3 separate regions of the Mus musculus genome follow, and regions 2 and 3 are each linked to region 1. A link is a loop called in an ENCODE intact Hi-C map of the cell type or tissue named here. Cell type or tissue: left cerebral cortex. All regions are shown on one strand.

Region 1 (8,000 bases):
CCTATACACAAGTCCAGTGTGAGGAGCCTGGAAATGCTGAAACAGATGCTGCAGGTGTCAACAGCTTTCTTATCTCGGTTCCTGGATTTTACATCCTCCTAGAAGACTCTGTACTGCAGACGAGGGTTATTGGTACAGATGGTAAACTGCCGGAATGCCCAGAAGGTTCAAGCTCATCTGTGTTTCGGAAGAAGGGGAGGTTCGACTGTTGTCGGACTCACAGGTGTTTGGAAGCTTCCAAATTACCTTCAGGTTTTTCTGTTTTACCTTGCTTTAACAGATGTCTCGGGCTATATGTTGGATGCATCCGCTCCTTATGGTGTCCAAGTGTTTAAAATAGGAAAGAGCGTCCCAAGAGCAAAGGGGCGGTACTGAGATCTTGGCTCGGCATCCCACTCAGTCATTACAAATTGAAGCTCTGAGCTGCTCCTGTCTCTGGGCGGCTGCCACTTTATTTTCTCCTTTGGTCACTGGCTCTTCACTTTCTTGTTTTGCAGAGTTCTTAGAGTATAATCATTTTGGCACAGACATTTCATTATTCCGGACCTCTCTTCCTTGTTCCTGTTAATAGTTTCTCGTAGCCCTTGGCCACAACAGGTGCAGCTAGGCGGGGACCACACACTTCCAGGTGTTCCATTTGAATGGATTCTGTCAAACAACACCAAAATAACAGCCTTTCTGTGAGAGGAGACTGAAATAGACATGTATTGGCTTACTTTCCCAAAGCAAGAAACTTTGTTTCTCAACAAGAACAAAAGCAGAATAAAAATAAATTAGACGAGTGGATAGTGGGACGTCCTCCTTGCCTAACTTATACCCAGGGAATCGTTCAACCTGCAGTGTTCTCTCATGCGGCTCATCTCATACTGCTTTGAATAGAGAGTGGTAATTTCTGAGAATAGCATTTCCTGAAATGTATTCTGTGGGAATATTTTCATAGGTCAGATTTGGGGGAAAGTCCTGCATTGACAAAGAGGTTGACTGGTCCCCTGATGTGTGATGGTAAATACCTTCTTTAAAAAACTCTTAGAGCATCTTAGAGACATTTAAATAATAGGTTAATTTGTAATTTAAAATCTTGATCTGTAACATTTAGGATTTACAAACATTTATTTAAGTGACAGTCAAGTGTCCCTTGGAATATGCCTTAAAAAATGTTTACTAAGACAAAATATTAAGGCCCAGGAGGCCCATATATAGTAGTAGCTTGCCCCTGGGAAGACAAACACCTAATTAATGATGTTTTTAGAATCTAGGGTGAAAGGAAGTAACTTTAGAGGGCTTTGTGGATGGTACAGAACGTTAGAGTTGCTTCCCTAATGTCTGTCACTTCCTTATGCTATCGAGGTCCTGTTATTTGAAAAGATCATCTCCATTGTTCCCATGTGTTCTAGACTGAGCTGTGTCACCCAAAAGTCATACAATAAAGCCTGACCTCTTCCCAGTGTGACTACATTGGAGATACAAAGCCAATTACTGATAAACAATGTCATGAGGATGGAGACCCAACCCAGCAGTGCCGGTGTCCCTAGGAGACGAACCTGAGACACTAGAGACAACCACGTTCAGAGCAGCGAAGATCATGAGAGGACACAATGAGGTGGCAACCACCTTTACCCCAGGGAAATCAAAAGGCCTCAGGGAAATCCAGAGCTATGCAAAATTAATTTCTGTAGATGAAGCCTTGCAGTCTGTGATAGTCTGTTATTGTAGGTTTAGTAAAGCAACGCACATGCATGAGCTGCTGTGCTAAATTGGGAGTAATTGATGCTGTGACCCCACCAGTATTGTCTCTGAGAGCTACTTGTCTCATGGTTTTTTCCCTGGACATAACGGGGACTCCAGTGACACTATCCACAGTGGATTTGTTTTCCAGCAGAGAAGCCTGTTGCTTTAGTTCTCATGCATGTGGCCAAAGAAGCATGTAGCTGCATCGCTGTGGGCCAGTGCCCTGCAAAACTGCCGGAGGAATAAAAATGCAAAAGAAATGTGTTTGGAATGGGGTTGGGGATTTAGCTCAGTGGTACAGCGCTTGCCTAGCAAGCTCAAGGCGTTGAGTTCGGTCCTCAGCTCCCGAAGAGAGAAAAAAAATCAACAACAACAACAACAACAACAACAACAAAAAACAAAAAAAACAAGAAAAAACCCAATGTGTTTGTAGCTCCAATCAGTTCATGCCCGGAGGCTGAACTTCTCAATCATTCAAGCTAATACGTCTCCTGAATTGTTCGTGCCGTGTTGTTTTGATTCCTTTATTAGTGGTGCAAACTGATGTAAGGGTCTGCAAGGGGCCCACAGCCAACTAAACTCTGACCCCCAACGAAGGCTCCCAGGCAGCTGTTGGTACACAGGCTATCGTGTCTTCAAGTTGTCACTTCCAAGTTCCTCAGGAGGAAATTCGGTTGGTGCTTCAATGTAGGTCTTTATAGATAGGTAAATAAGAAATTTATAATTGCGTACGCGGCATAGAAAGCTGAATGTCAAATACTCAGCTTTGTCTCAGATCAGCCTGGCTCTCAGAATCCTTTTTTCCTTCTATGGCTCCAGGTTAGAGTTGACCCAAAGCAGCATTTGCACCGTTCGGAAAGTAGAACCAAGACACCGTAAACACAGGTGAGTTCAGTCATGATTAGATGCTACCAGAGAGAGGCAGACAGAGAGGAGACAGGCTGTTTCACCTTCTCAGTCCTTGCCGTGTGTCTACCTCTTTCTTGGGCACCCTGTGTTCTTGCTAACCTGCGCTAACTCAGCTTGCTAACCTGCGCTAACTCAGCTTGATCACCAGAGGCAGAGGCAAGATTCTCCTGCTGACTGCACCAGCTCGTCCTGACACTCACCTCAGGCTGGGTGCGCCTGACCTCATTCCCCCGAGTTCTCCTGCAAGCTCCCACTTGTTCATTTGTGCCCCTCCCCGAGGGCTGATGGGGACAGACTTGTCTGGGCCCCTAGCCCTTCCTCAGCCTCTCACTCCCCAACTTCTTGGGTGTGGCCCTGCTTCTATAAATAATATAGGCTGCACTCTATTCTTAGTGGCCTAGCTGTCCTGAAGGACCTCTGACACACAAATGCATTCTGAAACAGCAAATGGAACAGGAAAGAGAAAGTATGAGAGGGAAAGAGTGATGCTATAAATAACACACACAGGGAGTTCACACCTAGCAAGAGGCTTGGCAACACAGAGCTGAGGGGGTTAGGGAGACAATTCTAAAATCCATCCTAAAGTATATGAAGACCATTCAAAGAATAATCAGTATTATGAAAGATTTGGCTCCAGCAACACTTATAACTACACACATCTTAAAATGCTACCTAAACATAATAATCACAGAAAATGCTGTGTGAGTTTTCTTTAGAGCCTTCGCTTATAAGTTGCGTTTTCTAAAACCTTATGGTATCTTGCTGAGGGAAAAAAAGAAAACCAAGGCCGAGCTCTTTCAAAGGAAAAGGAGCTCGGTAGGTATGAAGCTGCAGGAACCAAATGCACATTGCTCTGCTGACTGCTGGAGCTCAGCCATTTACTTTCCTGAACACAGGGCTCCCCTCCAGCTCTGCCTTGCCTTTGCAAGAGCTGCTATGGAAAATAAATACCAGGAGTGTAAGCAAAGCAAGGGAAGGAGGTGGCCCCCAAGAAGCAGAGAGATGATGATGATGATGATGATGATGATGATGATAAAAGAAGCTCCCCCGCTGGGACTAATAGAGTCCCTCTTCTCCTTGGTTTTAGACGGGATCTGCACTCAGCTATGCCCTCCAGAGAGATGAAATCCTCTAACCAAACAATGCGCTGACAGGGGACCCTCTGCTCCTGTGTTTTTCTGCCCTGGCTCCAAGGAGTTGGTTTCCTGGCAACCTGCCATGGTGCCGTCATTGCTCCGAAGCATCAATTGGCCTCTAGGGGGAGCCCATCGGCCGTCAACCTCTGAGGATCTCCTCCTCCGGGCTGGCAGGCTGGTCCTTGCAGAGCTCAGGTTGGGCAGCAGCCAGAATAAGGTTATGGCAAGGCATAGGTATTTGATAAATTGGTGTTTTGTGCCTCCTGCACTGTGGGCAACTTCCTGACGGACAACTGCTGACTTTCTAGACTTTGAAGCTAAAAGATATGTAGGAGACAGAGGTCTCGTGGTTTTGGCTAATAAAAGTCTTCCCTAGCTAACTGATCACAGATCAGTAAGCGTCCGGCTTTGCTGTGAAAATGTCTCCCTCACTTCTGGTTTGTCTCACCAATAACTGATTAGTCATTAGTTGAACTGTCTAATGACTTAAAACAATCTAACAACGCAAGATGTTCTCCATTGTGCATACCTATATTCTGCCTCTAAAGACTTCCTGAAGAAAGAAGTCATGCAAACCAGAAAGCAAGGTGAGCAGGCATTTTCATTTTAACGAGAAAGCCTGGCTGTGACCTGCGCACATGCAGGGCTGCCCGCCGAAAGAGGAATTTGTTCTTCTGTGGGTACTACGTCCTGGCACTCCATTCCCCAGATATCTGTTTTTTTCAACCCTCTCTCTAGGTGTGTACACCTTGCAACTTAAATTGGGTCAGAGAGCAGACCCCAAGGGTGGAAGGAAGAAAACATCTGCCTTTCTCACAGGAGAACTCCAGCCGCAGTGACTGGTACCAGGCCAGGCCAATTGTCAAGGTCAGCGCTGGGAAGAAGCTGTTTACTTTGGTCTTCTCCCTGGCTTCTTGGTTTGGTTCTTAAGCATTCATTTCCTATTTTGAAGTTGAGATGATGGGTTGAGGTAAATAAACTGAAAAGCCACAGTCAAAAGTCTACTATGGAATTTTTTTTAAGCATTTAGTTCTACCAGAAGTAGAGGAAGGGACTAGCTATACCAGGGAAATTCTGCAATGGTTTCTTAAATGGTAACTCTGCTTATATGTTTATTTCCCCCATTATTCTATACAGCTTCAAGCTAGGACAGAACAGGTTGTCTATGCTGTCTTCTTGTTTCAGAATCCTATTGTACACAGTGGTATATTGCTTCCATGGAGTGAAAGTCTAACCTCCCACCTCTGAGAAGTGTATATACCAGGCTGCTTGCCTTCAGTTTGAAATTGAAGGGTACAGGCATTCACATTTTCTCGAAAATAAAGTCTCTTAAATGCTTGCTTTTCCCATTCCTTTTATGATCACTTGCACGTGGGAACGGAAGAAATTTATCTCAGTTATGTTGCCATCAGGAACTCAGAGGATCTTCCAGTTCTTTGAAAACCAGCCAAGGACTACATGTATTCGAAAGTGACTGCAAATATTACAAACAGCAAGAGGGAGGTAACAAAGATGGCGGATTTCTGTAATGGTGTCCATATCCATCACTGTTCTAAAATGTAGTGAATGTAGCCCATGAGGTGCCCAGCTCTGATAATATAACTACAACACAACTCCTGCACGTAAGGCTCAGGGAACATCACAGAAGAGGGTGTGGAAAGATTGTAAGAGCCAGAGGCCTAGGATACTGCGGCAAGATAGTGTCTTCTATATGCAATAGGAAAACTGCACCCATGAAATCATTGTCTAAGCATGTCCTGCATAATAGCAGCACCAACTGGTATACCAGTGTGAATGGAGGGAATCCTACAGGGTTCCTATCCCTAGCTGAAGTGCTATAGGCAATTAAAGACTTCCTATAGAGGAAGAATAGGTCTTCTCCAGCAGTAATTCAGCTGATAGGTTATAAGCCCTAAGCACATATATGTAAGAGCAATGCTAAAAGGACTTAGCAGTATGTATGTGTGTGTGTATGTATGCGTGTGTGTACATTTTTACTTGTATGCATATATATATGTATACACACACATACATGTAAGATAATGTAACAATAACAAAGAAGAGGTAATGAATTTGAGAGGGAGTCAGGGGGCTTGATATGAATTAGAAGGGGGAAAAGGGATGTGGGGATGTGAGGTTGAGGCACACCCCTCTATAAACAGTGCCTCTAGTCTTTGCCTGGTGATAGGGAAGAAGTGCCTATTAGTTGTGTACTTTTAAAAGTGAGGACAACCTGATACCTTTGATACTTTCCTTGTATCCTCATGAAAGAAATGGAGGCATATCAGAAAGAATAAATATCACTATAGAAAACAGGAAGGGATAAGGGGAGAAGAAAGTATAAAATTGAAAAGATAAACCAGATATTACTTAACATCACAGTATGGCTGGTGTGTACATAAGGCACGGGGTGGCCATTACCCAACCATCAGGGTGTCCTTCTCCCTTTTATGCAGATGACAGAGAAAGAGAGAGAGAGAGAGAGAGAGAGAGAGAGAGAGAGAGAGAGACCCCTTGCCTTTTGAAACTAGGGTTAATATTGGATAATTAATTTATGGAGAGCAGCCCCTTAGCGACAATCCTCGGCAGGATCTTTTGCCTCCACATTCTGTGTGGTGAAGTACAGATCCTTTCCCAATGCAGCAGATCTGTGGAGGGCCACAGCATGATTGGCATTCTAAAGGCGGGTCTCAAATGATGCTTCTGCCACACTGGGCAACAAAAGGATGTCTGGGAGATGTGGTGTCATTATTTGATGTTGAAAGAAGCTTTTCATAACCCTTTCTGTCATTCCTGTTATTCTACATGGGGAGACTTTAAAATCAATAATAAATTGCTGTTGGCTCCTTGTCATCCCTCATTCACCCCGATGATGAAGAATGTAGGCTCTACAGGGAAATGATATTCTTTGTCTTTTATTCATTACTTACTGAGACTCTAGTCTCTGGGACAAATGTGCAGACTTGAATAAGCCAATAAGTGAAGAAGTATTTTTTTTAATATTTTGATTAAGTGGTAAGGTACAAGGAGGAATAATATTGAACAATTATTTGTAGGTCCTGATGGGATTATAAATGAATGGTTAGAAGAGTTTATACTTCATAATAGAAACTTAGCTTTCTTGTTGCTGTGTTGTGTCAAGATGGGATTCAATTGGGGTGAAGTTTGTTGATATATGACTCATATCCCCTTGTCTGTCATCAATTTTTCTTTTCCTTTAGAGAGTGCTAAGTTTAAGGTTTGTAGCATCATTGAAAGAAAGAGTAGAGCTGTATTCTATATCTCTGTTTACACACAGGCACACCCTCCTATCAATGTTCTCTAGCAGCATGCTACATTTTATGAATGAGGTGCACACATTAACACATTGTTACTATATGTCCCTTATACTTTATATTTGGGTTAATTCTTGGGGTTGTATAGTCTATACATTTTGACTAATATAGCTATCATCATTGTTTTTTACAGAGTTGTTTCATTGTTCCCAGATTTCTTTTTTGTTCTGTCTATGAATTTTCTCCTTTTCCTAAACCCCAGCAAGTGGCTTATTTTATTGTCTTTGGTTTTTCTTTTTCTAATAAGATGGAGTAATGAATCTGCAGTGTGACCTTTTCAGTTTTGCTTCTGTCAATTAGGGCATTTAAGTTCCCTCCGGGTCTTTTCGGGGGTTAGTAGCCCATTTCCTTCAGCACTGAATAACATTCCATTGTTCAGATGTATCATAATTATTTACCTAGTGATCTATTTAAAGACGTCTTGGTGGCTTCTGTGCTTTAGCAATTATTAAGGAGGCTGTTATAAGTGTCCATGTGTAGATTTTCATATAGACAAAAGTTTTCTTTTTTTTTGTACAAGTACCACAGGATGAAATTGTTGTATCATAGAATAAGTTCTATGGGAAACCACTACCTTGCCATGTGGAATGGCAATCTCATTTCACATTGCCACCAAGAGTGAACAACAGTCTCATTTCTCCATACCCTTGCTGGCATCTGAGGTCCATTGTTTTTGGTTTAGGCCAATCTAATAGTGTAGCAGCAGCAGCATCTTATCACCATCTTTATTTGTATCCCTCTATGACCTATGATTCAGAGCCTCTTCCCACACTTTGTTTGCTATTTGTGGATCTCCTCTGTTTGGATGCCGGTCTTGGGAGCATGTTTTTGATGGTACCCTTTGCAGAGCAGAACATCTTAGAATGAGCCAGGTCCTGATTACTCATTGTGC
Region 2 (8,000 bases), 320 kb before region 1:
TCATTCATTCCCCAATGCTTTTATAGACGAAGGAAACAGTTCAACAGCCTCAGAGTTAAATTTAATTGTGCTTTCTATAACTCCCAAGCAGAATTCTGCTTTCCTTTTTGGGAAATAAAGGCTCTTTATGGTGCAAAGCCTTCCTATTGATGAATTAAGCTTCAGAAGTAAATTTAGATATAAAGAGACAAACTCGGTTCAGAAAAGCCACCCACTGCACACAATGAAGTTATTTATAATGAGGGATTTCAGGAATCGAAACAGACCCTCTCTCAAGGATACCAAGGCAGAAATCAGGGCAGATACTGAAGGCTAGAAACGTGGTTGGATGATGAAAAAGACTACGGGAGAGAAATCAATGAAAAAGTAGAGTGTGGGGCATTTAACAGTCTTAGAGGAATCTTGTCACAAGTCATCTGAATGTGTTGTAGAACTCTCGAGAGTCTTTGACTAAAGGGAAGTTGTATCCGTTGGTCAATAGGGACATTCAGCCATGTTAGCTGTATTGGGAGCTTACTGTGTTGAATAAATACATGACTATTTAGAATACTGCTTCACTCTGGTAGACTCTTGTCTTCAGTCTCATCTTCTGGCTGGGGCATGCCGGGGTTGAAAATGCATTCACAACCTATTTTTTTATGTGGGCTCTGGGGATCTGAACTCAGGTCCTCAGACTTGTGCTCCTTTTAAAAAATTAAATAAAATAAATAATTAATTAATTCACTTTACAACTCAATATCAGCCCTTCCTCTCCTCCCGGTACCCTATCACATAAGTCCTTCCTCCATTCCCCTTAGAAGGGGAAGCGCCCCTCTGGGTGTCTCCCCACCCTCCTACCTCCCCCATCCCACACATCAAATTGCTGCGAGACTAGGCATATCCTCTCCCAGTGAGGCTAGACAAGGCTGTCCATTTAGGGGTGTGGGATTAACAGGCAGGCAGGTAGGCAACAGGCTCAGGGAGAACCCCTGCTCCCTGTTGTTTGGGGGACCCGCATAAAGACCAAGCTGCTCATCTGCTACATATGTGCAGGGGGTCAACCTATGCTCGCTTTCTGGTTGATGATTCAGTCTCTTGGAGCCCTCAAGGGTCCAGGTTGGTTGACTGTGAGTCTTTTTGTGGAGTTCCTGTCTTAAGGCAAGTTCTTTACCCGTAGACGCATCTCCCAGCCCTCAGGCTAGTTATCATCAGAGGTCGTTTCATACCACTGTGGGCTACTTCTAAATTCTTTAAAAAAAGAATTATTTACTTACTTTATGTATATGAGTATACTGTAGCTGTCTTCAGACACACCCCAGAAGAGGGTATCAGATCTCATTAGAAATGGTTGTGAGCCACCATGTGGTTGCTGGGATTTGAACTCGGGACTTCTGGAAGAGCAGCCAGTGCTCTTAACTGCTGAGCCACCTTTCCAGCCCACACTCCTAAGTTCTTTAAAAATTGTTGCTCCATTGTCATTAGTTCTCAAGTGGGGGGAAATGTCAAGAGTCTTCTCAATATCCAAACCAGTTCACAATGAAGGCGTGTACCACTCACAGCCACTGAGTTATCATTATCAAGACAAGAAAAACTCAAAGTTTTAACCATCATAGCAAAAGGAAAGGACTGCCCAGCTGCTAAGAGCATTTGCTGCACAAGACAACCTGGGTTTAGTGCCCAGCATTTGTCACTTTGCAACTCCAGTTCCAGGGAATCAATGCCTCCTCTGGCATCTGTGGGTGCACACATGTGTCATGTATACATACATACATACATACATACATACATACATACACACACAATATACATAAAGAATTTTTTTAAAAAGAAGAGCTATTTGCTGTCTGACATGTGGCCTGCACATAAAACACATCTGACTTGTCTGACTTTCAGGAAGTCACGGGAGTCTCAGATAACGCCTATACCTAAAGTCAGTAATTGACAAATTTTTATAAATGGTCACGAAACTTTGTGCTCATATGACTGACGGCGCTGTGTCTCCAGGACAATAAAACCTGACCCGGGGAATGAAAAGATAACCTGCACATGTGTTTTGTTGCCATGACAGCAAGCAAAACAAACAAACTGATTGCTTAGTGTTTCCATTGGCTACGTGGGTGACTGTGTAGGCATGCCCATTCACTTTGATTTCAAGCACACAGCACTATAAGATGTACTGTGGGCTGTGCACACCTACTGTGATGATCTTGGGCCAGTTACTGCTAGTCATGAGACTTAATCCTGCTCTCTAAAATAAGAGTTCACCTTTCTTACTCCCTGCCCCAGAATGGCTACGTAACCCAAAGGTGTCTGGAATTCTTCTTGTAGCCCAGACTGACCTGGAACTCAGGACCTTTTGCCTCAGACCCCCCAACCCCAAGCACTGTGATTAGAAGAATCTTCCATTCTACCCAGATGACTTTCTTAATTCCTAAACTAAACTAAAAAAAAAAAAATTCAGAGTGTGGTTCATGGGACAGTTATAGATATGATTGTTAAATGGCTTTGGTACTAACTTGTGAATTTCTTTTAAAGACAGTCGTTTAACGTCTGGAGGATAGCAAAGTGAAGAGCATTGCTCAATGTTGATTTGTCAAAAGATTACAGTTTAGCCCTCGAAATAAATGTTTCCCAAAATAACAGCATTTGGGAAACTTTGAACCCCGTCTCAGTCATCGCCCGAGAACTAAGAGGCCTTTCATAGTCCGAGGGCAGAATCCAGAGGGCCGACAGGAACAAGAAGCCTTCAGTCCCCCTCACTCCGCCTGGGGACCTGCCACACTATTATTAGCAAGGCATACAAAATAGATTTGGTAAACACTGGAGACGCCCTGCCAAGGAGCAGCTCAGAGACATATGGTCTTTTTTAAGTGCCACGATCACTGCAAACAAGCGAGATGTCCTAATGAAGAGGGAGCTCTTGTCAGACATCTTGTTCTAAAATTCAGCATTGAGCTTCTGAAACAGACAGGCAGAACTTCAGAGGTTGGGCAAGACACCAGTGCTTCTTCCAAGGGAGACGAAGGTTGAACTAGAGGGCTGCCATCTCTCCTTCTGACACCAGAGGGAGCGCAACTACGCGGAATCAGCTAGGAGCTGGCTTCTGGGGCCCGATCAGGCTCTCAGGTCTCCCACCAAGATGCACCTTCTATAGCTTTTTGAGATAGTGGAAATGTAGAGAAGGAACCCCACCTTTCTTGTTCCGTAGGGTTAGGACATGCGCATTATTGCTTCATTGTCACAGACTTCTGTAAGTAGAGTGCACATTTAGCTGAATGACGAAATGGGGAGTGGGTGGGTGATAGATCTCCATCCTTCCAATTTGCCTTGCCTCATGTGGGCACTTGGGCTTCTCACTACACAGCTCCCTGTTTGTGTTTAGTCATTAAATCTTTTAATGATTTTACTGGATAGAGTTTGGACTAGTCCGGGATTCTGGGGAAAAAAAAAAAATCTTCCCACCCCAAACACCTTTTCTGTGTTGCCTTAACAGAACGTTAACGTTTTCCAGGTAAGGAACATGACCTTGTGCTACACAGTTCCTGCTTTAAGCCCTGTCCCCAGCAGATACTCAGCTGAGAGTCCATGTTTGACAGGAGTGGCTGATGAATGGCTTTCTTGTCTTGGCAGGGCACCCACGAAGAATGGGACACAGTTTTGATGCTCAAAGTGTCTAACCATATTTCCTCAACATATTGTCTTATATGTGTAAATATACATATATATATATATTCCTGAATACACAAATACAACATGCTCAATCTGTATGCTGTTACTTGCATGTAGGATTTCTGGGCTGACCATTGGTATTGGATAACCAGTTGGTGTGCTCTTCCTTGGGGAGCCTATTTCTCAGCTCCCAGCATCCCTCGGTTGTCTGTGGCTCTTTTTCTTGAATTGCAAGCTACTGAGGCGGAGACCTTCTGGGATTTCCTCCTTCCACATATGCATGTCCACTGGTGTCATCCGTGTTCCGCTCAAGTTTAGGCTCCTGTATGTATGTTTGAACATAGTGGAAATCAGAATAGTGGTGGTTCAACAAAATACTCTAAAATAAGCATTATTCTGTTCTTTCTCATTGTAAGCACCTCCCCCATATATACATATAGACACCCCTCTTGGGAAAAGGGGGTGGTTCCTAAGGGAATAACTTTACCAAAGGATTAGACAATGTTGTTTTTTTTTTTAAGAAAATAGCACTCCATATTTATTTAGTTTTTTTATTTGACAGTTTCATGATGCTTCTGACAAACTTTACTTATTTCACCCTTTATTCCCCACTCTCCTCCTCCTTCCCTAACTGAACCCTTCCAACAAGTTCCCCTCCTCCTTTGAATCTCGTGTGTGTGTGTGTGTGTGTGTGTGTGTGTGTGTGTGTGTGTGTGTGCTACTGGGCTTAATTAGGGATGTTTGTACTAGCATAGTCCATCTCTATCTATCTATCTATCTATCTATCTATCTATCTATCTATCCACACACCCACCGATCTATCTATCTATCTATCCATCTATCTATCATCTATCTATCTATCTATCTATCTATCTATCTATCTATCATCTATCTATCTATCATCTATCTATCCATTCATATATCTATCTATCTATCTATCTATCTATCTATCTATCTATAGACATTTTCACTCACTAAACCTGGAGCTCACTGGTTAAGTGTCTTAGAACACTGGTCTGAGTGTCAAGCATTTAATCACTGAGCTCCCCGCAAAGCCCCTAAAACCATCCTTGCTTTAAGGAAAGGAAAAATCTGACATCAAGGTGTTGGGAACAGGATTCAGGTCTCCTAGCCTAAGTCCATTCTGTTCCATGCTGCAGTGGGAGCAAGAGCAATTGCTGATCTTAAAAATAGCTCTTTCTCCTAAATTCTAAAGCCAAACTAAGTAAGTACCCTGATTCTGGAAAGCATTTCTAAATCAGAAAAGGAACAGGATACACAGAAAGGAAGACTTTGACACAGACGAGAACTCTAATAGGAGACAGAGCTCCCTTGAATACATGGTTTTTATTTCACTTTTGACTGAGTGACAGGGAGAATTGTGGATGGGCAGGACATAAGAATAGGATTAAAGGTGCTGGATCTAATACGATACTTCTTCTTTAATGTGAAGAAGGTGTGTTTCAGTTAGTTTTTTTTTTGTCAGCTAAACACCAGCTAGAGTTAACTGGGAAGAAGAAACTCAGTTGAGAAAATGCTCCCCTCAGATTGTCTGTAGCAAGACCATGGTGCGTTTTCTTGATTAATGAATGATGAGAGAGAGGGCCAAGCTGACTGGGAGCAGTATCAACCACTGGACCAGATGGTCCTGGGAGCCATAAAAAAAGCAGGCTGAGCAAGCCAGTAAGTATCATTCCTTCACGGTCCAGCTTTAATCTCTGCCTCCAGATTCCAGCATTGAGTTCCCGGTCTAACTTCTCTTCCTGGTGACTATACAGTGGAGGATAAAATGAACCCTATTCTTCCCAAGTTGTTCATGGCCATTCCTGTTTCACAGCGACAGAAATCAAACTAGAATAGTGTGAAAACTTCAAAGCCCACCACAACCATCTTTTTCTTAGTAACAGATTTGTGTCTCTGTTTGGTGAGACGACACATTTAATTCCTCCAGTGCTGGTTCCAATGAGCTCTTTATGAGTCTAAAGGGATTATCAACACTGCATTTGAAAGATGGAGTCACAGTAATTTCTAGCAAGATGTTGAAAGCTTTGGGCTCATTGGTGTATGTGAAAATGATCATGTATTAATTTAATATGGGTAGCAGAAGCAATCTGGGATTAGAGGGGACAAAGGGACAAGGGAGAGAGGAGATGGGGAATTGTATGCTGCATCTTGAACTCATTCATGGGATCATGATGGCCTGAGCTACTACCACCCATGTCATTTTGTCTCTATGCCAAAGTGACCTCAAAAAGGGTAAGTTCCAGTTAGGATCTATTGAGCAAGAGTGGGGCACTCGACACGACTGAACAAGGTTGGAACTTTTGGGATCAGTGCATTGATCAGCCTCTACCTAGGCAACAAGATACCTAGGCAAAGGATCTCATCGGGAGACAGGGTATTGATGGTGTGATATTGGTGGTAGCAGTGAAGGTTCTTCTGTGTTTGATACTGAGAACAGAGACACTTACCCACGAAGGGCTTCCAGGAAAGGAAGCTGTGGTGGGGCAGGTACTAGTTTACTGTATTATCAACCAGAGACTGAATGTGACGTCATGGCGGGACTACTCCCATCTACTCAGGGTTTGAAACCATCTTCCAGCCAGAGATGGCTGGAGCAAGGGTCACTGTTGGTCTCATCAGTTGGTTACTGATGTCCAGTGTGGAGGATGGATGCCAAGGCCTTTGGCATGCTGGATCATGACCAACATTGACCTGCCTCTGAGATTCTTCAGCCCATAATTTTGTTATTTGAAAATGTTCTAGGTTATCAAGGCTTGAAATGAATGATTCTTCTATAGCAAATGAAGCTACCAGGCCAATATTCTTCCAATGTCTTCTTATATGGTATATCATGCCTTTTGCATCTTCTAATATGCTGTCTGCTCCCTTAAGTCTTTGAAGATCCGTATGTTCTATTACCAGAGGCTGAGACAGACTTCTTCTTGTGCTATACAAGTCTGGGCTATTTCACCAGCCACCTGCTCCTCTGGACAGTTCTTATGGGTGACTCCACTTTGGCGGATTGGCTGATTAGTTACAGTGATGTGGTCACCAGCCACAGCTCTTTTGGGGCTTGATAATGCCCTAGCATTCATTCATCTTTGGCTATGTCAGTTTGTCATACACCAAACTCCCTCAGCTGAGGGACAGGAGGATTCGAGGTGTCCTGTGACCAGTGTGTTCTGGTCTTTGGCTCCTGGGCACTCTTTAGCAAGGGCCAGCTGGTACTTCCTTTCCTTAGTTAGGGGGGCGCAGCACAGCCTGCAGGCAGACAGCAATTAAAATGGCCATTCCTTCAGTTCACCACAATCAAACTGTTTCTTTGTGGCTTGTTCTTGGTACCACTGCCTTTCCAGAGACTCCTTGGCTGTATTTACCCAGGATTAAAGTGATGCCTTAGGCATTTTGGGAGAAGCTGGACAGCCTTTGAGAATTCTCTGACTCCACCCTCCACAGAGCTTCACTTCCATCAAAAGTGCCTCTTTCTTTCTGGAGGGGAAAGTCCCGGAACTGGGTGGGATGCCCCAGGGAGCCAGAAAACCAGGGTTCAGGACAACTTTCTTATAATGTCCTAATTTTGAGTCACAGGGGGAGAAATGGGACTTAAAACAATGCCCTTTCTTTCTTTCTTTCTTTCTTTCTTTCTTTCTTTCTTTCTTTCTTTCTTTCTTTCTTTCTTTCTTTCTTTCTTCCTTCCTTCCTTCCTTCCTTCCTTCCTTCCTCTCTCTCTCTCTCTCTCTCTCTTTCTTTCTTTCTTTCTTATGTTCTTTCTAATGTTCTTTCTTTCTGTTCTAATGTTGAAACATTAGACCATTGAGACCTTAATGTCTCCATCGGCAGCAAGAAACTGGAGGTTATAGATGGATGGCAGACCAGGATTTGGAAAGTAGTTGAGTGACTTATAAGTGCGGGTTGTGGCGGCACTCACCTTTAATCCCAGCACTCGGGAGGCAGAGGTAGGCAGATTTCTGAGTTCGAGGCCAGCCTGGTCTACAAAGTGAGTTCCAGGACAGCCAGGGCTATACAGAGAAACCCTGTCTCAAAAAAAAAAAACAAAAAAAAACAAAAAAAAACAAAAGCCAAAAACCCAAAAACAAAAACAAACAAACAAAAAAACCCACCCCCCCCCCCAAAAAAAAACCAAACCAACAAACCAAAAACCAAAACCAAACAAACAAAAAAGTTCCAGCCTTTAAACACACTGGAATGTTATAATGGAGCAAGTTTAAGTGAGACGAGAGAGACATGTGTGTGGGAGACAGACCTGAGCAGCCAGGAGGACCAGTGTGCTCAGGTCTTGACTTCCTCCTGGTTTCCCTTAGGGAGACTGGAGCTGTGCCTCTCTCCTG
Region 3 (8,000 bases), 800 kb after region 1:
GACAAGATATCTCAGCCTCTCTGCCTCTGTGATTCAACTTCAGGCAATAGTTATGGGAGGCAGAAGCAACAATTAACAAATTCATTAATTCAATTACAACACACAGTCACTCCTCCATAAATGTTTGTTGTTGCTGATGATGATAATTAAAATCTCTTTTATAGATGGGCTGTGACAGGTAACTATGCTACACTAAGTCCTTGTGGCTCGACAAGAACTACAGTGTGTATAAATATTGACTAAGGCTGAGCATCACACATACCAATGAAACTCAAGTTTATAATCTCCTACTCTCTAGTAGTAAATGAGAAACTGGGGCCTCTGTTTGAACAAGCAACTACTGGTATTGAAGGTAGACATATAGACATGGCCCTAAATCTCTACATACTACAGCCATTTTCCCATATTTTACAGGCAAATTTGCAAAAGACTTCTAATATTTTTTCACCATTAAGTAACTCTTGGGATTTTTAGTGGTAAGGGTCTTTTTGGTGTTGGGTCCCCACAGAGTACCAAGAGGAAGCCATTGTCACAAGAGCTTCTAGAAGGCTCCATGAGAAATGCCTGTGTGCCTTCTTACCAATTTCTTAAATGATTCTGGGCAGGGGTTCACACACCTTGGAGAAAAAAAACAAAACAAAAAGGAGAACTCTATTGGATAGAGAAGACAAAAGAGCCAACAAACGGAAGTAGAAATCTACAAACACAAAACCATTCACATACTCTAAAACACAACTTCGTACTTGTAAAGAAGTCATTTCAGTGATACCCAGTAGATTCCCCTTATAGATGAAGTTTATCAGGTTTTCCTTTGGGAGCCATCCCATTCAGATAGGACATCGCGCTTGCTTTAAAGTGGAATGACAAAGAAGACAGAGGGAGATGCTGAGACTTGGTTGCTCTTTCCAGACAGGGCATTATGGGAAAAGATGAGAAAAGTTTAAAAAGCCAGTTCTACTGTCAGGATCCTTAACCTTACAAAGGGAAGAGAACTTCAGAAATTTCTAGCAAGGTACAGGGTGCCTTCATCAGAGACGGAAGGTCTGTGAGATCGGAAACCCTTCATCAGTGGAGAAGACCCTGGTGAGTCTTCTGACATCTCGTCTTCAGTGGCATGACAATCAAGGGCTTTAGTGCAGGAATGGGAACAGGGACCAGGAAAGGCTGGATTAGAACAAGAAATCTCTCAGGCAGAAGCTTTATGGAAAAAAAAAAAAAAAGACCCAAACAATCGGTAGATTCCAACACACCAATCCTGCAAAGACAGAGGGGGCCCAAGATTTCTCCAGGATCGCCAGGCTGGGAAGCAGGAAGCCATTCTGCTTAAAAGACAATGTGGGCCCAGATAGGTTTCAGCTCCAGTAGTTCATGTGGGAGAGAAACAGAGCCAGGGAGAAGAGACCTGAAACACCCAAAGAGACTTTTAACTAAATTATACACCAGACCGAAGCGATGGAATGTCAATAACAGGTGGTGTCCCCTGCATTACGCATCCATCCCATGCTCGACTCTGCCAACAATAGACTGGGACAAGCTAACAGATAATGTCCCATGAGCAAATATGCCACTCAAGTCCAGAAGTTTCAGGTAGACTCTAAACCAGATGCACACAGACATGGAAGTTTCTAGGCCTTGCAAGAAACTGATATTACTGATTTCCAGAAGATAAAACTTTACTCCTGCCATTTTTTGTTTTGTATTCTACCATGCTGTGTGTTTTGTTTAACATCTAGTGGATTTGCTGTAGCTAACTGTCAGGACCCTTCTGTCATTTCCTCTTTCCCATCCATCCCCCACTCCGGCGTGTGTCAGAGGAGTTTGCCTGTCCCAGTCAGGGCAGAGATGGGAATGAGATGTCTGCTGTGTGAGACAAGGCCAAGAGATGAGGCAAGACTCAGAGTGGAGAGAAGGCCATAGGAGAGGGAGGTGGGAAAATAATCTCAGAGACAGAAGCCCAGCAGAGGCAGCCATGCTGTGGCTACAGAAACGAGAAATAAAGACACCTGTATCTGGCAGGCAGGACAGCAAATAGAATACTGAACAGGGTAGAGACGCCACTTCCTGGTCTCCACCCATGGAGAAGTATGGGTGGCTGTGAATTTGAATACCAGAAAGGTAAAGACCTGAACTACACATCATACACAAAGCCTGTGGTGTGTGTGTGTCTGTGTCTGTGTCTGTATGTGTGTGTATGTCTGTGTGTGTGTGTTTCTGTGTCTGTGTGTCTGTGTGTGTTCACCTGTGTGTGCACCTGTGTGTGTATCTGTGTGTGAGTCTGTGTCTCTGTGCCTCTGTCCCTGTGTGTGTATGTATGTCTGTGTGTGTGCCTGTTTGTGTATGTCTGTGTAAACATGTGCACGTATTTCAGGTGGAAAAATTTGAGAATACCTTGAGATATATCTTGGCTCCTGGACATGGACACATTTTCACGCCTTCCAGCATGAAAGACAAGGTTACAAAATGAGACAAAACATATTCACTCCATCTCAACCTTGCATGGTGACACATGCCAGCGACCCTCAGGCTGAGGCAAACTCGTTTGTCTGAGGCCATTCTGAGTTACATATCAAGACCAAGTCTCAAAGAATGACCTTATTCTTTAGTTTTGCCTTAGAGCAAATACTTAGCTATAGCTAAGTCATATTTAATCCAAACTTTTAGAATATTTTTATCCTTAATTGACACATAGTAACTGTTCAAATTTTTGCCTATGATGAGACATTTTAACCCATGTATTCAGTGTGTAGGGGTCAGATTGGGGTAAGTGACATGTCTGTCAATTCAGACATTATTTTTAAACCTTTGCCTAAAACCAAGATATAAGACACATTCATATCTGTATACATTAACATATACATATAATAGAAGATAATTTTGACAGACATTCTTGTCAGAAATAAGCCATGGCTAAAGTAATTGCAATCGTCTTTTTATCTTATGTGTATGAATGGTGTACCTACGTGTATGTGTGTGTGTATGTGTACCATATGTGTGCTTGATGCCCGCAAAGGCCAGAAGATTCAGGTTCATGGAACTGCTGCTATACACCATTGTGAGTCACCCTGTAGGTGCTGAGAGTTGGACTGGGGCCCTCTACAAGAACAGGTGTTCATCCTCGCTGAGCCATCTCTCCAGCTTCATAATAGCTGCTTTAAATCTTACTCACATGTGTGTGCACACTCATGTGTTTTCAATGACCACACTCTCCACAAATTAAATAGTTGGAAATTGGGATGGTGGTAAGGTGGGGTGGAAACAAACACACCAACAATTTTGGGCTCCTGGGACAGTGCTCCCCAAACTTATCACTAAGAACTAGATCATAGGTAGGTTTCTAAAGTTCATAACCACCTGATCCAATGTTTTATTTTCACTACCTCGGTCCAAACAAGGCTCTTCACCCCACCCCACCCCCACTTCTTGCTTCTGAATGTCTACACCATGAGCAAACACTGAGGAACAAGACACCTGGGGCTAAGGAGATGGCAGAGTCGGTGAAAGGCCTGCAACAAAGCACTAGGAACCTGGGTTCAGATCTCCATCCCCTTTGTAAAAAAGCCAGGCTGGGCAGATCTTCCTGGGCTTGCTGGCCGGCTTGTGTTGCTGAACCCGCAAGCTCCAGGTTCACTGTGAGACCGTCCCACGTTGTATAAGCTGGGGCTGGTTGTAGTGATATTCGCCAGTAACCAGTAAGGATTCACAGAAAGAGACAGGAGGATCCACCTGAGCTTTGCATTTAAGGCCAGGCATGGTGGTACACAACTTTTATCCAGCGCTCTGAGTTCGAGGTCAGCATGGTCTACAGAGTAGAGTGAGTTCCAGGACAGCCAGTGCTGCACAGAGAAACCCTGTCTCAAAGAATGAGTGAGTACTCTCAAAAAGTGAATGAATGGAATGATAAGATGGGTGAATGAGGAAGACACACAGAGACACACAGAAATACACACACACAGAAGCACACACACACAGAAACACACACACACAGAAACACACACGCACGTGCGCATTTGGAGCAAGAAAGCCATCAAATACAGAAATACGATCATTGCAAAGCAGCATGTTCCTGTGTTCGTGGTGAGCATCAACTGCTCAGGCTATAACTTCACCCAGCCCCCTTCTCCAAGAAGAATTAGATAATCTGGGGGATAGGATGATTTAAGGAGACTGACAGGTTAAAATTGTGTCTTCATAATAAACATGTTCACTTCATTTGTCCACTCTCATGTCCGACTGAAAACTTTTAACAATTTGGTGGGGGGAGGGCATAACTGTGTATTAATTGTTTGAATACTAGGGTAGTGCCATGGCTGTGGGGACCCACGCTTTCTAATGCTGTACCTTTGAAAGGAGAACAAAACACAATGTCCTCAGATAAATTGTGGTTTTCCTCTAGCGTCTCTGGAAAATTCTTAAGGAAACAGTGCCATCTCCTGGCCAGGAGTGGGATGAACAGCCACCAGGATCTTGTTTCCCAGCTTGTGTGTAGCCTCACTTATGTGGGCAATAAAAGGGCTTTGCCTCTTCTCTTTCCTACCACTCTATCCCACACGACATTGATATTCTTTTTAAATGAATTGAGTCACTATAACAAAAAAGACACAATTCTTATGCAAAATTGATCCGAAAGCCCATTTCAACAATAAAATTCTCCAAGGGAAGAAAGCCACTGTGAACAGGTTTACTCAGCTTTTTAAAAATCTCACACACTTTGTAATTTTTACAGGACCTGATTTAAAAAAAAAAAAAAAAAAAAAACTTGGCAGAAGCCAACTTGTTTCTTTCCCTTTATAGTTTCACTGCTGCTGCTGCTGTCAATCTCAGTGTATAAATAAGTTCAAGTTGGCCTAGTAATCTTGCATTTTTTCAGTGTATTTTAATATTATAAAAAGCCACCCGCACTTTACAATTTTTTAGTGTTTTGAGAAGGGTTTTGCTGTGAAGGCCAAGGTTGCCTTGAAGTGATGATTCTTCTGTCTCTGCCTCCCGACTGGTGACAACCACCGTACCTGGTTTAAAATGTAAGACTTAACAAGGAGATGCCTGAAGAGGCAGGAGGGATACAGCCCAGTGTTGGGGAAGCCCTGAAAGAGAGAGAGGGAGAGAGGGGGAGGTCTACGTTCTTCCTGATTGTAAAATGCTGGTGTCCTGCTGCCTCTGCAGTGAGCCCCACTTCCTATTGGTCAGTTACCCCCATAATTTTTCTCTAAGTAAATCAGGCAAGTAAACCAGACATTAATAGAACAAATAGAGCAAAGAGAGAGCCAGAAGCGATGGTGTCAGTTCACACCCTGCCCTCACGACAAAATGCCGCGTCTCTTTAAGTCTTGTGTTTGTGAGTTCAGGGTGAAAAAACTCTGCAAGCCTGCAAAAAAATACTGCACTGTTGGATGGGAACGCGACGGAAAACCTGCATGGCTTGCTCTGCTCAGCCCTGTCTCCCTGTGAGAGTCTCTGCACTGGTCCAGGGCCCCTCTTCCTGTAGGCTCACAGGGTTTCAGGTACAGTTTCTCTGAGAATCATTTTCACTGTGAGGATGGGATTAGCTGTGATTGACAGTCCTGTTCACTGTTCGTCTACACTCACTCTGGGGAGAAACTTTACAGAGAATCCCTATCTTGCAACAAATCCCCAAAGCTGTTCATAGATCTATCGTTTGTTCCCCAGTACTTGGGATGAGCTGTCCTGGTCTCCCAGTCTAAACTGGTCAGCCACTAACATCTGTGCTTAGAATATTGCCAGGCGGTTTCCTCCCCTTGTATCCAAGCGTGCTGGGCTGTGGGAGGGCGCAAGTCAGGGATGTCTTTGCAAATGAGGTAAACACAGGAGAAGGAAGGAAGCTCAATTTCTTTAATCAACTGGCACTTTTTTTTTTTAGTCCTCCCCCAGGCAGTTGCTTAGACAGCTACAAGTACCTACTTCAATGCCAGTGTGTCACATTTTGTGTCACCAAAGATCCCCCAAAGAGGTAGCATGACAGATGGGGTAGAGGCAGGTGAGGACGCTGGAGCTGCCTCCCATCCTGCAAAGCTCTGCCTGCCTGCCTGTCTGCCAGCGGCTAACTTTCTACTTTCTGCCGGGATCTGCAAGGCTAACAGATGAGCATCTTTCCAGTAGCCACAGCCACAGCATCGCATCAAGGAGGGCTTCAGAGAAAAATACAAAGAAAATGAAGAAAGAGAAACAAGGAGAGGGCTATTGTCTCTTAGAACTCTTGTGTGAAGAAGCTAGGGAGCCCCTCACACCAAAGAAAACATCTTTGGTACCAGTGATTATCTAGATCTGCAAATGCTAAATTGATTCACTGTCCCGCAGACACCCAGGGGCTGAATATCAAGGAACAAATGCATTAATCATGGCAGCGCCTGGGTGCCAAGCACATAAAGGCTGCTGCTCCCAGCGGCGTTGATCACAGGAACCTTTCCGCAGACCACATGCTCTCCCAAGTAGCTCTCTGAAGTGCCATTTCTGACCGTGCCCACGCACAGGAGGATGCGGTAGCATCTGACATTCCCTGAAACACGAATTGAGAAACAAACAAACGTATTTACAGTTAGCCCTTGTATAAAAGGGGGGAGGTAGAGAATCTTTGGGCCAGAGTCATTATAGATGAAACAAACTCGTGGACACTGAAGCACACACACACACAAACACACACACACACACACACACACACACACACACACACACACACACACACACACAAAAGCTTTCAGGGAGAAACAGAAAATAATGTTTTGCAATTACAGCCCACAGCTGCTGTGGTTCTAATGCGCACTTGCTACACAGGTGCGGCCATTATAACAATGAATAGCGCGCATTAAAGGTACCATCCATAGGGGTAATAATACCAGGGTTGAAAAGGTATTTTCATTTGCAGCCTGATGTTAGGCAGAAAATAAAATAAGGCATTTCACAGCCAGCCTGATGGCTCAGCTGCCACATGGGAGGCCAAGCCTGAGATGAATATAGGACTCTCATGTGTGGCTCTCACAGTGGGAACCTGGCCATGGCTCCCACTAGAAAGGCTACCAAATCTCTTCCTATTCTTTAAAATGGTGAATAAATAAAAACCCTTCTGATCACGAATTAGGGAAACCGAGGCTCTTAGTAGCTCACAAAATTAGTAGGATCAGTCTGCCCGACACTTAGTAGAAAAAAAAAATTTAATGGGGGGAGGGGAATCCAAGAGTTGGGGGAATCTGGGTCTTGCCCTCGTGACTTTTTCCATGTGGAGGCCCAAAAATGTTCTGGCCACTGCCAGCTGGGAAGCGTGAGGCTCCAGATTCCACAGGCCTAGATGTTCTCTCAGCCCTTCCGAAAGCCTGGCAGGAGGACGAGGACAGAACCTCATCTCATTTATCTACTCCAACTTTTGAGATCAATAAACTCTTCACTCTTGGTGGAGAAAGAATGAAAGAGAGAGAGAGAGAGAGAATGGAAAGAAAGAAAGAAAGAAAGAAAGAAAGAAAGAAAGAAAGAAAGAAAGAAAGAAAGAAAGAAAGAGAGAAATCACCTTCAGACAATCCACTCATGCAGAGTGTCTCAGCAGGAGAAGCTGGGCAGGAAGCCTTGAACCAGCTTCATGCTCTGAAGGCAGAGGAGGGGCTGTAAATGTGCTCAGCTCTGTGAGCCTGAAACCCTCAGCGCCCCCCACCCGCACCTTCTGCAAAGTGAGGCCAATTCCATTGGCCGCAGAGCGATTTCGGAGAGGCTCACCTAGGCACTAACATAGCAAGGTCACAAATTATTACGGGAGTTTCCGCTTCTCCATCGTAACTTTTCTGGAATGGGTTCCTATATGCTGTTCAAAGATCCTGAGCCAGAGAACAGAAAGGGGTACTAGAAAAGAAGAACACAAAGTATAGCTGGCCTTCAGGACTTGCAGGTTCCACAGCTGAGAATTCAATCACAGTGGAAAACACCAGCAAAAAAAAATGTGCATCTGTGATGAACCGGTGTAGACATATTCTCTTGACACTATCACCTAAACAATCCAGAGC

Evidence for each region. Peaks named below come from ENCODE experiments on the same cell type or tissue, not always from the same donor. Only the 100,000 strongest peaks of a DNase experiment are listed, where the experiment ranks them.
Region 2: it touches region 1 in a loop (2.6-fold over the local background); 6 of 42 quality-filtered maps call a loop at or near these places.
Region 3: a loop joins it to region 1, with 4 times the contacts of the local background. A loop is called at or near these places in 19 of 42 quality-filtered maps.

The regions. Positions count from the first base shown.
Region 1 is chr13:47,663,629-47,671,628 of GRCm38, forward strand. 4930471G24Rik (RIKEN cDNA 4930471G24 gene) reads left to right here and starts at 3,922. Exons shown (of 2, transcript NR_153835.1): 1 at 3,922-4,360; 2 at 4,512-4,765. In left cerebral cortex, a CTCF peak has its summit at 3,888 (motif pointing right); DNase peaks (open chromatin) are centred at 3,526 and 3,892; H3K4me3 peaks cover 296 bases.
Region 2 is chr13:47,345,926-47,353,925 of GRCm38, forward strand. No RefSeq gene overlaps it. Among named protein-coding and RNA genes, the nearest start is that of Gm35733, 89 kb to the right of the region's middle. In left cerebral cortex, a CTCF peak has its summit at 3,034 (motif pointing right); a DNase peak (open chromatin) is centred at 3,033.
Region 3 is chr13:48,459,977-48,467,976 of GRCm38, forward strand. It overlaps Gm40941 (a long non-coding RNA gene), which reads right to left. Exons shown (of 2, transcript XR_873371.1): 2 at 5,834-6,511. Among named protein-coding and RNA genes, the nearest start is that of Gm40941, 14 kb to the right of the region's middle. In left cerebral cortex, a CTCF peak has its summit at 4,435 (motif pointing left); DNase peaks (open chromatin) are centred at 4,426 and 6,027.